Linked DNA regions of Homo sapiens: region 2 is linked to region 1. A link is a loop called in an ENCODE intact Hi-C map of the cell type or tissue named here. Cell type or tissue: HepG2. All regions are shown on one strand. Each heading gives the region's core, and the rest is flanking DNA. Links, peaks and the distances in the headings are about the cores only.

Region 1 (5,389 bases), core at 174-5,173:
TAAAAACTCAAAGCAAATGCATAGTAGACATAGTTTTATTATGAAACGTCACTTTTTAAAAGATATAATGTTTCACATATTTTAAATCGATTTATTTGGAGACAAGTCTTTTGTCGTAGGATCAAGTATGCGTCTAAGAGGAAAATAGACGGTAGGTATATGGAAAGTGTGTTTTCTGTGGCTTTTCTGGTTGGCTTACTTGCTCTGTTTGCTCTAAAGACTATTAGGAGGAAAGTGATAACTAAGAAAACAGAAAGTTTGTTCAAAATGGTGTGGAGGAAAAAGGAAGGAAAGAAAATTTTTATCTGAAGAATGAGAGCCCCTTTAAATTATCAGGCCCCAAAAGGCACTGAATGAAACAGCAGTCACATCACTCCCCCTTGAACTAAATAATTATCTCTTGAAGCCACTTGCCATGTGGGCTCTAGACTAACTGATGCCAAGTAGCCATCAAATGCCATATGCCAGACACTATAACACTATATCCTGCAGTCCCACAGTGCATGGCCAATCATTAAGCAATGTTATTCTCTGAAAACCAGTGAGAATTCCTGTCAAAGAACTTTACATCAGACCATTCCTTGTTCCCTTTGCCTTTAGAAACCTGCTTACAACAAAAGCTAACAGAGCACTCCCCAGTGCAACTGGGAAGAGCGTCTCAACAGCTGTCTTCCCTTTGGCTCAAGTAAATTCTTTAAATTATATTTTGTGCCTCAGCCTCCTCCTTTTAGGTCAACAAGGACATCAACTAATACCTCCAGGTGTGTGCAGCTTTAGTATTCACATAAATAAGATTTTTTAAAGCCTTAATTTTTAGCAACCGTCACTAATCATTAAGCCCATTCACATTTTCTAAATCGAGTGTGTTACTGAAGGTCACAGATCAAGTTTCTTTTTGGTCATGAGTTAGTCATGTGAAATGTATCCAAGCTTACTTACAATTTTTATTGTAGGAAAGATTTTGTCATGGAAATGAGATGCTTTTCCTTCAATTCATGGTGGCCAAATTAGGACTCTGAGGACATAAAGTCATATGCTCATGTCATCTCAAATATATAAACTTATTATCTACATTTTACTCATGAATTCAATAGTCAATGGATGCCTTTTTGTTTGAGTCCTATACCTGGTGCTTCAGGATGTCATGAAAAGTGAGACATTGTCCCTGCCCAAAAGGAGCTTCTCTAGTTGGAGAGAAAATACATGTTTAATAGCTGTATGAACCAAAATGTGAGCGCCATCACCGACATGTATTTGACCAAGTACCACTTCCACTAAGTGGAAGAGAGCAGATACACAGAATTCTGAAGGGAGAGAGCTGATTGAAGACAAATTCAATAAAAACTTCCTTTTAAGAAGCAACAGAGCTCCAAAAAGGGAAGCATAGATGAGACTGGTTGAATTGGAAATAACAAGGATCAGTGGAGGAAATGATGAGTATAGGTACCCAGAGAACATGATTTCTCTGTGAAGCATAGAAGTGGTAAGCATGTAAGCCTGGAGGAAAGAGGTTAATTGCAGCAACACAATGATGGCCATCTAACTGTTATGGTCCCAACAATCATGTGCATGGATTAACACGTCTGTAGTCTTTCCTAGGTGAAATGCTAAGATTGGGATAGAGAAAAAAAAACAAAACTGGATAAATCATTTTACTTTAGAAAGGATGTTAAGGGATTATTTTGCTTTCAGACTAAAATAATGTGATATAAAAGAAGGTAGGTAAGAGAATATAGACAGATGATATCAAACATCTAGTTACTGTCATTGGGTTATAAAAATATGTTACTTTACAATGAAAGTAATTACAGGCACTGTTGAAGCCACCTTTGCAAAATTATGAAAGTAAGAGAAATCTGACATAGCTGACTCTAATCTTGCTTCTAGCTTCATAGGTTGACTGTATTTGCTCCTGGGAGTGGGCCAAGCTAACTTAGAGAGAAATTTAGTTTATAGTTTAAATGATAATAGCCTTTCTCCAAAACTAAGCTGTTCTTGTAAAACTAATGAAAGACCACCAAGTTAGGAGGATAAGAGGGGTTTGAATTAGAAATAATTACAAGGCATTATTCCGGAGGTCATAAGATTTGAAACTTCCCCAATTACTCTTGCAAATATAAATAACATCACTATTGTAGAAGCTAAGATTGCCTTTTGGAGATGTCCAGATGGCTCCACCTGGACCTGCCAACAAGTCCTGTCTCACCCCACCCCGGCTCCAGGAACTGACTCAGCACAGTAAGACAGCTTCAATTCCCTATGATTTCATCTCCTATCCAACCAATCAGCATGCCCCCTACCCTACTCCCCTGCCCATCAAACTGCATTTTAAAAACCCCTAATCTCCTATATGGCATGGCCAGCTCTGCCAATTAAACTCTTTCTTTACTGCAATGCTATGGTCTCAGTGAGTCAATTTTGTGTGAGCAGTGGGTGGTTGGGTGGTTACACTGCCAAAAAATAACACAGCAAATAAATTATAATTACATCAATACAACTAAGAGCTAAGCCTGAGTTTAAGGGGACTCAAAAGCACTCTACTTTTCTCTCTCTCTTTCTAAATTTTTACTGGTCTTTGAGTTTGAGCAGGTGTCTCAACCTCAGCACTACTGGCACTTTGGACAGGATAATTCTTTGATGTTTGAGACTGTCCTATTCACTGCAGAATGTTTAGGAGCATCCATGGCCTCTACCCACTAGATGACAGTAGAACCTCACCTACCCCCAACAGCCCAGTGGTGGCAACCAAAAATGTCTCCATACATTGCCAAATGTCCCCTGGCAGCAGGACACAAAATCACCTCTTGAGAACCACTAGTTTAGACAAAAGAATGTATTTTTTTTTTAAAGTAAGTACTGAATATATTTAACAAAAATCATACATGTGAGGTTCACACAGAGAGGAAAAACATATATATAAATACATAAAGTGACATTCCCTATGATTTCATCTCTGACCCAACAAATCAACATGCCCCCCAACCCTAATCCTTTGCCCACCAAACTATATTTGAGAAACCCCTAACCTCTGTGCCTTTGGGAAGACTGGGGCCGATGGAAATCTTCTGTTTCACCCCTTGAAGGTTTGTTGAACATCCAACTCACAAAAGGAGATTAATAGGAGAAATGGGATACCAGTCTATTAATGTGCACACAGGGAAGAACCAGTGATTACCCCTGTATTAGTCCATTTTCACACTGCTGATGAAGAAATACCTTAGACTGGGCAATTTACAAAAGAAAGACGTTTATTGGACTTACCTTTGCCCTTCTCTGCCCTTCTCTGCCCTTCAATCCCCACGTGGCTGGGGAGGCCTCACAGTTATGAGAGAGGGTGAAAGGCAAGGAGGAGCTAGTCATGTCTTACATGGATGGTGGTAGGCAAAGAGAGAGAGAGAACTTGTGCAGGGAAACTCCCATTTGTAAAACCAACAGATCTCGTGAGACTTTTCATTATCATGAGAACAGCATGGGAAATATCCACCCCCATAATTCGATTAACTCCCACTGGGTCCCTCCCATACTACATGGGAATTGTGGGAGTTACAATTCAAGATGAGATTTAGGTGCGGACACAGCCAAACCATATCATTCCACCCCTGGCCCCTCCAAAATCTCATGTCCTCACATTTCAAAATCAGTCAGGCCTTCCCAACAGTCCCCCGAAGTCTTAACTCATTTCGGCATTAACTAAAAAGTCCACAATCCAAAGTCTCATCTGAGACAAGGCAAGTCCTTTCTGCCTATGAGCCTGTAAAATCAAAAGCAGGTTAGTGACTTTCTAGATACAATGGAGTATAGGCATTGGGTAAATACAGCCATTCCAAATGGGAAAAACTGGCCAAAACCAAGGGCCTACAGGCCCCATGCAAGTCCAAAATCCAGCAAGGCAGTCAAATCTTAAAGCTCCAAAATGATATCCTTTGACTCCATGTCTGACATCCATGTCATGCTGACACAAGAGGTGGGTTCCCATCATATTGGGCAGCTCCATGCCTGTGGCTTTGCAGGGTACAGCCTCCCTCCCAGCTGCATTCACGGGCTGGTGTTGAGTGTCTGTGGCTTTTCCAAGCACATGGTGCAAACTGTAAGTGGATCTATCATTCTGGGGTCTGGAGGATGGTGGCCCTCTTCTCACAGCCTCACTAGGTGGTGCACCAGTAAGGACTCTGTGTGGGGGTTCTGACACCATATTTCCCTTCTGCACTGCATTCACCATGAGATGCTGACCCTGCAGCAACCTTCTGCTTGGGCATCCAGGCATTTCCATACATCCTCTGAAATCTAGGTGGAGGTTCCCAAACCCAGTTATTGACTTCTGTGCACGGGTAGGCTCAACACCACATGGAAGCTGGCAAGGTTGAAGGCTTGCACCTTCTGAAGCCATGGCCTGAGCTCTACATTGGCACATTTCATCCATGGCTGGAGTGGCTGGGACGCAGGGCACCAAGTCCCTAGGCTGCACACAGCAAGGGGACCCTGGGTCCAGCCACGAAACCACTTTTTCCTCATAGCCCTCTGGGCCTCCTTCTTGGCTGCCATGAAGACCTCTGACATGCCCTGGAGACATTTTCCTCATTGTCTTGGGGATTAATCTTCAGCTCCTCGTTACTTACGCAAATTTCTGCAGCAGGCTTGAATTTCTCCTCAGAACATGGGATTTTCTTTTCTATCACATTATCAGGCTGCAAATTTTCTGAACTTTTATGCTCTGTTTCCCTTTCAAAACCGAATGCTGTTCACAGCACCCAAGTCACCTCTTGAATGCTTTGCTGCTAGAAATTTCTTCTATCAGATACCCTAAATCATCTCTCTCAAGTTCAAAGTTCCACAAATTGCTAGGGCAGGGGCAAAATGCCACCAGTCTCTTTGCTAAAACATAACAAGAGTCACCTTTGCTCCAGTTCCTAACAAGTTCCTTATTCCAGCTGAGACCACCTCAGCCTGGAATTCATTGTCCATATCATTATCAGCATTTTGGTCAAAGCCATTCAACCATTCAACAAGTCTCTAGGAAGTTCCAAACTTTCCCACATTTTCCCATCTTCTTCTCATCCCTCCAAACTGTTCCAACCTCTGTCTGTTACCCAGTTCCAAAGTTGCTTCCACATTTTTGGATATCTTTTTAGCAGTGCCCCACTCTGCTGGTACCAATTTGCTGTATTGGTCTATTTTGAAGCTGCTGATAAAGACCTACACGAGACTGGGTAATTTACAAAAGAAAGAGGTTTATTGGACTTACAGTTCCACTTGCCTAGGGAGGCCCCACAATCATGGCAGAACGTGAAAGGCACATCTCACATGGTGGCAGACAAGAGAAGAGAGAGCTTGTGTAGGGAAACTCCCTTTTTTAGTATCATCAGATCTCATGAGACTTATTCACTATTAT
Region 2 (5,389 bases), core at 137-5,136, 400 kb after region 1:
GGTGTCAGTATAGCTGAGGCTGGGAAACCCGGATCTAAATGGTCTGCTTTAAGCTATTCAATGATCATGTTTTATCATCCACGTTCTAGTCTTCAGTTTTGATGGGAGCGTATCAGGCTCAAGCCTCTGTACTACACTCTCAGGTGTACGGATTTAAGAGTTTGCTTTTACCTTTATTCATGTTTTAATTAATTATGTTTTTTTGAGATAGGGTCTCATTCTGTTGCCCAGGCTGGAGTGCAGTGGTGCGATCTCGGCTTACTGCAACCTCTGCCTCCCAGGTTCCAGCAATTCTCCCACCTCAGCCTCCCAAGTAGCTGGGATTACAGGTGCTCCACCACGCCCAGCTAATTTTTTTGTATTTTTAGTAGAGACAGGGTTTCACCATGTTGGCCAGGCTGGTCTCAAACTCCTGATCTCAAGTAATCGACCCTCCGCCTCCCAAAGTGCTGGGATGACAGGCATGAGCCACCGTGCCCAGCCCGTGTTTTAATTTATTAAACGAACATACTTAAGCTGATGAAGACATGTGCAGAATATAGTGATTCTTCATTATCTCTTAAATTTGGTAACAGCCTTTTATAGCTGGGGGAAGACAGCGGGGCAGGAGGGCACAGGACTTGTGGGGGCCGATGGGGTCACCCAGCGAGGTCTCCATGTCTCAGCTTCCTCATCTGGATGACGATGAGGATGGCTTTACCTGGAAGGTCTTTTGGGACTCTGACATTGTATCACTAAAAACTCCTAGTAAGAGAAACCCACATACCCATTTCACCCATGCATACATCTTGACCAAATATTTCTCTCTTTCCCCACATACCAGCATATCTTCTCAAAGATTCTCATTTTCCATGACAAAAGGTTTTTATTCTAATTTAAACAAGACAATTATTAACCTTATACCTTCAAGCCTTTACTTATCTCTAAATCCCTCCCTTTCTCCTCACTCAAAAAGCATCTTTTGGAAGCTTCCGCTGACCAAAATACACCCACTCCTTCCTCCAGTTCATGCATGAGCATTATCTGACCAGCTAGCTGCCTGCAGGCACGTCTACATGTAACACATATGATTATATTCTGGCTGATCTGTTCATGTCCTTTCTATCCTAAAAATCTATATGTGTTTTCTTTCTCAGCAGGTAATAGAGTTCTTGAGTATGATATGTCATTTAATTCATCATCCTTTACAAGCTGTGGAGTTTTTGATGAACAGCCGCAAGTGATTTCCTAGTTATTAGCAAGAGACAAGGAATCACCAACCCACAAACACATTTTCTGAGTGGAAAATAAACAGGTAAAATAATCGAACTGTACTCTGAGATGTAGGTGGTAAATGCACCCAAACTGGATGTTGGTGAAAAACAAAAAAATCAGTGAGGTAGATTGTGTTGAGACACAGAATCTAATTTTAATGAACTCTAAATGAACACTTAACAGATAAATTCTGCAACTTTATTGAAATATAAAAGCAAATTATAACTTGATTTGGTAAACAGACTAGACAGACATTAGATATTCTCCATTTTGTCTCCCTTTCCCTTTCTAAAAGTCTTCCAAAAATGAAATAAAATATTTACCGAACGTCTTCCAGGCTCCAAAATATCTGTCAAGGTCCTTCATGAAGCTTCTCTGCTAATTACAGTATGACTTTTGGCAAGTCATTTAAACTCTCTGGATCTCAGTTCTCTCATGCACAAAACTAAGAGAGTCGATCATCTCAAAGGTCTTTCCTGGCTCTAATTTTTGATGGATTTAAGGCAGTAAGTCTCAACCTCAGCTGCACAGATAATCGCCTGAGTAGGTTTTAAACATCATGATGCCCAGGTGACACTAGAGACCAAATAAATCAGAACCTCTGGAGGTGGGACAAAGCAATCGTATTTTCAAAGCTCCCCAGGTAATTCCAGTATTCATCCCTGATTTACTATAAACCAAATTTCTTAGACCAGTGACTTTCTGAATATTTTAAAAATAACTCACTGTCAAAAAAAAAAATTTCAGATTATGCCCAAGCACACACGTGAATATAGTTTAATATTTCAGTAAAATCATTTTATGAAATGTAGCCGTCAAATTTCATAAAACATTTTATATGCACTCTGATATTTTCTACTGCATTTTATTCATATGTATATGTACATATACTTAAAGTATGTACATATACTTAAAGTATATGTACATATACTTAAATTTCAGTATAAAAACACTGCCCTAGCCAATTTGGCCACTAGATGGAACTGTTGCATTTAAAGAATGAAAGTGCAACTTCAGACTGAACTCTACAGAGCAAAACTAAAACAAAATGCTTATGATTTGGCTGGGTGTGGTGGCTGACGCCTGTAATCCCAGCACCTTGGGAGGCTGAGGCGGGCGGATCACCTGAGGTCAAGAGTTTGAGACCAGCCTGGCCAACGATGGCCAACATGGTGAAACCCCATCTCTACCAGAAATACAAAAATTAGCCAGGCATGGTGGTGGGGACTGTAATCCCAGCTACTCGCGAGGCTGAAGCAGGAGAATCTCTTGAACCCGGGAGGTAGAGGTTGCAGTGAGCCGAGACTGTGCCACTGCACTCCAGCCTGGGTGACAGGGCAAGACTCCATTGTGTAAAAAAAAAAATGCGTATGATTTGATATTAATTTTACATCCAAAGTTATTTTATAAGAAAAGGAGCATAGCTGTTAGAAAAAATGTAAGTTATATTCACAGCAGCTGATGCTGATGAAGGGTGAGACTCCATCTGCGTTGGGTATTCACTCTGACCCCTTCACCACCGCCACTACCACCCGTGAGGCAGGCATTAGATTTCTCTTCCAGCTGAGGAAACTGAGCGCCAGAACGACTAACATGAAAAGCTCTCAGTCAACTGCAGCCATTGTCACTGTAGAGCCAGCAGAGGGGAAGGATGGATTCGAAAAGTGACAAAGAGGCAGAGGCAGAATTTAAGTCCAAAGGTGTTGGGCTCTTGCTTCTCGCTATGATAAACTGTAAAATATTGAAAGTTTGTAATATTGATACACTGATTTTTAAAAATATTAATACACATTAAACCTGTACAAAAGAGGAGAAGATTGGATTTTCTTTTTCCCCATGAATCCAGGCTTCAAAGTGGGTACATTCAAAGGAAAGGAGAATTATCAGCACTGTGGGGAGAAACAGAGTGGCCTGAGGCAGGGGCTCTGACGAGAGGCCCCTGGGGCCAAGGAATGAGCTTTGGTTTTATTCAAAGGGTTCCCAGCATGAATAGCACATGGCAGGGCTTTTGCATTGCTAACTCCTTTGCTTCATTCCTCCCTTTGGGCAAATGTCTTCTCAGAGGGGTGTTTCTTGATCATCTGTCATTGCAGCCCCAGCCTCCATCCCTTCTCATGGTTTTATTTTTTTCACCACCTTTTAGTATTAGCAGGCATTATGTTAAATTCCTTTTTATTTATCAACTCTCCATGTTTCTGGAACTAGGCGTAGACACCATCATAGAGGTTAAAAAGTCAGTAACCCATATCAGGAGCTGGAGGAGGGGCACGTGGGAGAGTTATTGCTTAACATGTACAGAGTGTCTGGGGTAATGGAAACGTTTTTGAACAACTGTTTTTGTGGTGATGGTTATGCAACATTGTGAATGTAATTAATGCCACTGACTTGTACTATGGTTAAAAATGGCAAATTTTATGATATATATATGATATATATATTTATATATCATATATTTATATATGATATATACGATATATATTTATATATGATATATATGATATATATATTTATATATGATATATAACATAAATATATATTTTCCACAATAGAAATATATATTTCCCACAATATAAAAATATATATTTTCCACAATAGAAGTAAAACTCACTTAAAGAAGTCAGTATCCAAAATTCAAACCAGCAGAGCAACTTAAAAACTACAGCTGTCGGCTAGGCGTGGTGGCTCACGCCTGTAATCCCAGCACTTTGGGATGCTGAGGTGGGCAGATCATCTGAGGTCAGGAGTTTGAGACCAGCCTGGCCAACATGGTGAAACCCCATCTCTACTAAAAGTACAAAAATTAGCCAGGCATGGTGGCTTATGCCTGTAGTCCTGGCTACTTGGGAGGCTGAGGCAGGAGGGTAGCTTGAACCTGGGAGGCGGAGGTTGCAGGGACCTGAGGTTGCACTATTGCACTCCAGTCTGGGCAACAGAGACTCTGTCTTAAAAAAACAAAACAAAACACTATGCTGACTCCTTACTATGTAGCAAGCACTTTACATCTATTAACTAAGTGAATCCTCATCGCAAGCCCATATGGTACAATTATTAATAATATCAATCAGATACTATTATTGCTCCCATTTTACAGATGAGGAAACTAAAGCACAGATTGGTTCAGCAAGTTGCCCAAGGTCATTCAGCTCATAAGTACCAGAGGTATGATTTGAACCTGGCACAAATCATTTAATAAATAGTTGTTATAAGAATAAATATTTCAAGGCCAAGGCAGGTGGATCACCTGAGGTCAGGAGCTCAAGACCAGCCTGGCCAACATGGTGAAACCCTATCTGTACAAAAATACAAAAATTAGCCAGGCATGATGGCGGGTGCCTGTAATCCCACCTACTCAGTAGGCTGAGGCGGGAGAATCGCTTGAACCTGGAAGACAGAGGTTGCAGTGAGCCAAGATCGCGCCATTGCACTCCAGCCTGGGTGACAGAGCGAGACTCTGTCTCAAAAAAAAAAAAAAAAAAAAAAGAATATTTCAAAGTGGTTACTCTGGCTGCTGGGTGGAGAGCAGGCTGCGGGGATGAGAGGAGCTATGAGGAATCTCTAGGGGAGGCTACAGTAGAGGGTGAAAGATGGTGAAGATACAGGACGTACAGACAAGCAGATGGCTCATATATATTTAAGAGAGGGTGAAAACATGATATGTTGATGGAGTTGATTGCAGGAATGAACCAGGAAGCTTAGATCTAAGATTGCCACATCCAATATGGTAGTCATTAGCCCCGAATGGCTACTAAGCATTTAAAATGTGGCTGGTTAAGAAATGAGATTATACTGTTGAGTATAAAATAATTCTGGATTTCAAAGACATTGCATGCAAAAGACTTAAAATATATCATTAAAAAAAATTGGTGTAGAAATGGCAATATTTTGGCTATGTTGGGTTAAATACATTATTAAATTAATTCCATTTGTTTTTAATTTTTTCTAGTAGTTTTCTAGTAGTCATATTTCAGGATGATATATGTGGCTCATCTTAATTTCCACTGGATGATGATGACCTAGGATAATGTCCTGGTTTATTGCTTGAATAATGTAGTTAACAGTGATTCATTTACCGAACTGATTGGTTAGGTTTGTTGGTCCATTCTGCATTGCTATCAAGGAATATCTGAAGCTGAGT

What was found. Peaks named below come from ENCODE experiments on the same cell type or tissue, not always from the same donor. Only the 100,000 strongest peaks of a DNase experiment are listed, where the experiment ranks them.
Region 2: a loop joins it to region 1, with 17 times the contacts of the local background. A loop is called at or near these places in 2 of 110 quality-filtered maps.

The regions. Positions count from the first base shown.
Region 1 is chr4:37,791,065-37,796,453 of GRCh38, reverse strand. No RefSeq gene overlaps it. Among named protein-coding and RNA genes, the nearest start is that of PGM2, 33 kb to the left of the region's middle. In HepG2, for the core only: a CTCF peak has its summit at 2,712 (motif pointing right); a DNase peak (open chromatin) is centred at 2,693.
Region 2 is chr4:37,387,016-37,392,404 of GRCh38, reverse strand. All of the region lies in intron 3 of NWD2 (NACHT and WD repeat domain containing 2), which reads right to left. Among named protein-coding and RNA genes, the nearest start is that of PGCKA1, 64 kb to the left of the region's middle. RefSeq lists an enhancer at 2,353-2,402. In HepG2, for the core only: a CTCF peak has its summit at 2,233 (motif pointing right); a DNase peak (open chromatin) is centred at 2,234.